Linked DNA regions of Homo sapiens: region 2 is linked to region 1. The links are chromatin contacts, found by Hi-C or POLR2A ChIA-PET in ENCODE. All regions are on one chromosome and are shown on one strand. The core of a region is the stretch at or near the end of the contact, and the rest is flanking DNA. Distances in the headings are between cores, read along the strand shown.

Region 1 (2,749 bases), core at 174-2,673:
CCTTGCATTTATGATTTAGTGAGTTACACATCTAAAGCTGTGGTTGCCTTTTTGCCCTGCTTGCTATCCAATGCCTCCAAAAAGGTGTTTCTTCCTTTGAGTTTAATTCGCGAATAATAATAAAAACAGCCCAATGGGACTTAATACAATATTAATATATTGAAGCACTTCCATTAGGACTTCATGACCTTCTTGACCCTTAAATACTGTATACTACCCTAAATGTCTTATCAGCTATCCCTTTGGGTTTGTCATTAAAGTTTTCAATGACCAGAGAGGTACAGGAATTCTACCTAATGCATCATTCTGATTAGAAACCTGTCATACTCAGAAACCAGTGGGTCTGCCTCTATTGATTCCTACTCCTTCAGATTCATTAGCAATTTTTTTCTCTTCAATTAGACCCGATGATCAACCATAGAAAAGCTGAAAGAAGCCTTCCCTTTGCTCAACCATTCTTAAAAGGAAAAAAAATGCATGCCTTGCTAGTGAAATTACAGCCACTATTATCAGAAAATCTCTAAGGAGTCTCTCTCTCTCTCTCTCTCACACACACACACACACACACTCTCTCTCTCTCTCTCTCTCTCTCTCTCTCTCTCGTAAATGTGCCAAGAGTCAGAGGATGGGCTCGACCTCTCTTCCCCTAACCCACTTCAATCAGGATCAGAAAGATACATCCCTTCATTGCTGCTGTCTAAAACCCATGCCCAAGCGAGTGTCTCCATAGAGCTAATTTCTGAAACAAACAAAGAAAATCAAGTCTGCGAGGAGCGAGGGTTTGCTCCCCTCTGCTCCGGATTTGGGTGTCCAGGGTAGCGGGCGCGGCACGGCAAACAGGTCGGGGCGCTCTGCTTCACCCCAACCTTCTCCGCCCCGCCAGCCCCCGCTCCAGCTGCGCCAGAAAGTGCGAGCCTGCCCGCTCCTTTCGCTTTTCGCTCGCTGCACTCCAAGCCCCGGAACACCCGCGTCCGCACACTAAGGGCACCACCGCTCTCCCACCTCTGCGCTGTCAGATGTCAGGCGCGGAGGTGCTCTGGGCACCGAGGTGCTGGCGAACCAAACAAGTATCACCCCGGACGCCTGCCCCCATTCCGAGAGAGCGGGCGGGATGGCCACAGGTAGGCTCTGTCCATCCCAGGCTGCGGGGCGAGGGCAGTGGGGCGAGACCCGGCGCGGCAGCAGCGCCCGACGGGCTGAAACTCACCGGAGGACACCGACGAGCCGGACAGGCTGGAGTTGCTGGACGCTGCCATCTCCGCGCGCCCCTCGCGTCGCTGCTCGCTCAGCCCCGGTGCGGACGCCGCCGCCGCTGCCCTCGCCCGGCCGCTCGCAGCCTCCGCGGCCCCCAGCCCATGGCAAAGTCCTGGGGACGCGCAGAAAGCACCAGCCTCCGGACTCTGCCTGCACTTCCTGCTCCACCAGATGACGCGCTGCCGCCGCCGCTATTTATTTGTGGTTTCCGTCCCGCTCCGCGCCTTTGCACGCTTTTCTATGGGTGTCAGGGGGTAGGTGGGAGCAGAGGGAGGCCGAGGGGCAGCCGGGACGGGCGGATCTCGGCTCCCGCCGAGCCCCTCTGCCGTCCACGCTCCCCTGTGCGCGGCTGGGACCAGGGCGTCCTGGCAGCTCCGAGCCGCCCCGCCAGCTCCCGCACCCTCTCCTGGGCTCCCGCCTCTCCCGCCGCACTTCGAGTAGACCGGGCAGAGGCGGCGGGAGACGGACAGACAGAGCGACCTCCCCCTTCTCCCTCCGCCCCAACTCCGCTCGCGCACACACAAAGGAAGAAGAGGAGACGCGGTCGCTCGGGGGGTGGTTCGGCTGCTGCGGGCTTGACAGCTCCCGCCACTGGGGCTGGAGGGGGAGGCTGCGGACTGCTGGACAGGGGGAGGCGGGACGGGGGACCGGGTCCCCGGGGTGCTGGGGAGGCCGGGGCCGGGCGCGGGGCGAGCGCGGCTGCTGCGCGCAGCGCTGCTCCTAGGATTTGAAGGGGATGGGGAGGGAGGGTGTGGGGGAAGGTGGTGGGGCTCACCGCGCCCCGCCGGGCTCTCGAGCAGCGAGACAGTGGGGGTGGGGGATCCAGAGGGCGAAGGCGGGATCACTAGGGCCACGGTGCTAGGCAGAAGGGAACCTGGGATGACAGAGCCACTATGGAGCGCTCCTTCCACTCCTCTCCAAATTGTCCTTTGTTGCTCTGGAGCTGACGGTCCCTGCCCTGCAAGAAGGTGCGTTTCCTAAAACACCCGGGAAGCCAACCCAGCTACACTTAAGTAACCCAGCCACGGACAGTGCCCGACGCGTCCGTGGGCCTCTGAGGTTGGCCTTCAAAGAAATAGAGCCGTCCAAACGTGTCATCAGGCCCACACAAAGCTGGTGTCAAAGAGAAAGAGGTTCTCCGTGCCTTGCAAAAAAAGATTCTCACAAAAGACTTAAGACTTGGCAGCAGGTCCGACTGTGCCCTTTCAGGATAGGAACTGCTCAGGTGTGTGAGAGAAAGAGACTCGAGCACAAGGTGTGTCCCTTCCCCCTGTATTTAAACCTAAATTAATTTCACTGGGAGGAAATACCATGCAGATTTTTTTTAAGTCTGTTTCACGCTCCCAGCGGGCTAATCGGTTCTTTCAATCCTAAAGCAACAGAAAACTGTGAAATTTGAAGAGAAATTGTTAGATCAAAGGAAAAAGCAAACATTAAAGGAATGAAAGTACTCTCATTATATAGCAAAAATGGAAAGTGTTCACATTGGGGTAGT
Region 2 (2,749 bases), core at 100-2,599, 34 kb before region 1:
GCAAATTTGGCAATTTTTTCTCTAAAGGGCCAGACAGTGAATACTTTACACTTTCCAGGCCACACAGTCACTATCACAAGTATTCATCTCTGCTAGGGTAGTGGGAAAGCAGCCATCGACAATACCTAAACAAATGGGCATGGCTGGATTCCAATAAAACTTATTTATTTATTTATTTATTTATTTTTGAGACAGGGTCTCCCTCTGTCTCCCAGGCTGGAGTGCAGTGGTGTGATCTCAGCTCACTGCAGCCTTGACCTCCTGGACTTGAGCAATCCACCTACCTCAGCTTCCCAAGTAGCTGATACTACAGGCACATGCCACCATGCCCACCTAATTTTTGTACTTTTGTAGAGATGGGGTCTCCCCATGTTGCCCAGGCTGGTCTTGAACCTCTGGGCTCAAACAATCTTCCCGCCCTCTAGAAGAGTTAATATTACAGGCATGAGCCACCACGCCCAGCCCCAGTGAAACTTTATTTACAACAAAAGGTGTCAGGCTGGATTTGGCTGGTAGGCCTTCGTTTTCCAATTCTTCATCTAAAGGTTCTTTCCAGTCCTAGGATTCTAATCTGCAAAACACAGCTGTAGCAAATGGTGATAAACCAAACGAAAATGAAAAATACCAGTATACTACTGAATCTGAACGGTATGTCACTGGAGCCAGTGCCATTCTTTCTATCTAGATCTTGGGAATATAATTAGTAAATCTTCGTAATCAGCTCATTAGGATAATACATCATCAGTGATTTTTTTTTCCTTTTTAGCAAAACATAAAAATGTTTACATATGTTTATAGCTGTGATATCCAGACTTTGTAATCCAAGTGTATAATATTACAATCTGGTGCACTAGGAAGCATATGCCATCTGCTCAGCTTCTTCATCCTGCCTGCCAATGGGAAGTATTTTTAGATAAGGTAAAGACATGTGTGGGTAGACACTACCTTTGTCCTTTTTCTAGCTGCTACTCTTTTGTCACTCTTTTATCTCATCCTTGTTCCTCACCCCACCCCACTCTTGCAAAGCACATTGAAACAACACCCTTCTTGCAAGAAGGAGGTCAACAGCGGGGAGGAGCTGGTCAGTCCAGGTGAGGGGGCCACAGCTGGGCAAACCACTCCAGAGAGCTTTCAGGGTGAAAGCTGGCAATCGAGTCCATCCCTGAATCCATGGACCAGAAAGGAGAGCATGTCACTCTGCTCAGAAATCAGGCCCGACTGGAGCAGAGCGGGAGCAAAAGGAAGAATGGGCGTGAAAGCAGAGCTCAGGAAGGAGGGCGGTGCAGCGCCAGAGGCCCATTTTTTTGGCACCCTGCCCCAGGGCATGTGGGTGGATTGGCCTACTTGAAACCTTGGGGTCAAAGGAGACAAACAGCCCCCCTTACTACTGTGCCTGCAGCCAAAGCACCTTGGACTTTGATCACATCAAATTCTCTGCCCTTGATGTATTTATTTCCCAATATTGCCCAATGAGGTTTTGTGTTTTGTTTATTTGTTTTGTCTAACGAGTGAAAGGAATCACATATTGCTGGTCTAGTCATTTTAAAGATGTAATACACACACATATATGTTTATGATGCGTATTCATGTTACACATTCACATAGAAATATGTGTATATGTATACAGTCATTTGTGGCTTAACTCACAGGGTATGTTCTGAAAAATTCATTGTGAGGGGAGTTCATGTTGTGCGAACATCATAGCGTGTGCTTACACAAACCTAGACAGCGTATGCTGGAGCCTATTGCTCCTAGGCTACAAACCTGTACAGCATGGTACTATACTGAATACTGTAGGCAATTACAGCACAATGGAAAGTATTTGTGTATCTAAACGTGGGAAAGGTATACTAAAAATACTGCATTATAATCTTACGGAACCACTGTGGTATATGCAGTCTGTCGATGACGGAAACATCATGGTGTGGCACATGACTCTCTCTCTGTCTCTCTCTCTCTCCACAAACACACAAACACACACACACACGTGTGTGTGTGTGTGTGTATATATATATATATTAGTGTGTGTACAGGTTTTTTTTTAAGGTAGCTTCTATGTTAATTAGAAGCAATGACTTGTAGATATCTGGATTTTAAGGTAACTTGATATCATGTTTAGAACTCAGAAAATATATAGGGCTGAGAATTTGTCATACAATCTGAAGCCTTTAACTTAACAATAAGCTTGTTGGATGCCAGCATCCATGAATGAAGGAAGATTTTTCAATCTTGATTTATTAATGGGAAACCCAGGCTAAAACAATGAAAGAGTGAAATTCTTTTGAACTTGGACTACAGATACTTGGTGTGTATCACTTGGGTTGTTTCTATTCCAAGTGACAGATGACAGAAGCACCAATTCCAATTGGCTTAAGCTAAAGAGGGGAGGGAAAAGTGCTGAGGAAGTCAAAAGGTCAGGAATAGAACTTCAACCACTACTGGATTCAGGTTCCAAAAAGGAAAATCAGAATTCAGTTCTCCATCTCTCAGCTCTGCCTCCACAGGTGTGTGGTCTATCTCGGGTCCCAGGCAGGTGACAGCAAAATGACTACAGTTCAAATCCAGCAAGCAAAAGCTAGAGCAATGGCCAATAATTCCAATGAGGTCATCTTCCCTTTCTGGCCCAATCCCTGAGGTTCTGGGCGAAGCTGGTCATGAGCCACCTCAGGAAGCTGCAGACCTATATGGACTTACGATAAAGTGGGCACCATAAGAAAATTAGGGGCTTTTACCATGAGAAGGAGTAGTT

What was found. Hi-C counts contacts between places; a loop is a spot of excess contacts on that map. ChIA-PET counts read pairs that join two places held with the same protein, here RNA polymerase II (POLR2A). Pooled maps may share reads with other maps.
Region 2: a loop to region 1 is called in a map of HepG2, with 4 times the contacts of the local background. The contact joins the enhancer-like site here to the promoter of CHN2 in region 1. A Hi-C loop is called at or near these places in 3 of 168 maps with a recorded cell type or tissue (HepG2, heart right ventricle and mammary epithelial cell) and 1 of 50 pooled maps. POLR2A ChIA-PET finds 5 or more read pairs at or near these places in 8 of 52 experiments (A549, H1, HEK293 and 5 more).

The regions. Positions count from the first base shown.
Region 1 is chr7:29,193,449-29,196,197 of GRCh38, reverse strand. It overlaps CHN2 (chimerin 2), which reads right to left and starts at 1,423. Exons shown (of 13, transcript NM_004067.4): 1 at 1,208-1,423. The coding sequence starts at 1,256. It also overlaps a transcript of CPVL not described here. RefSeq lists an enhancer at 135-770.
Region 2 is chr7:29,227,416-29,230,164 of GRCh38, reverse strand. All of the region lies in intron 1 of CHN2 (chimerin 2), which reads right to left. Among named protein-coding and RNA genes, the nearest start is that of CHN2-AS1, 20 kb to the right of the region's middle. Within about 2 kb of position 1,349, at least 3 of the 41 ENCODE cell types and tissues checked have a DNase peak (open chromatin) inside an H3K27ac peak, as active enhancers do.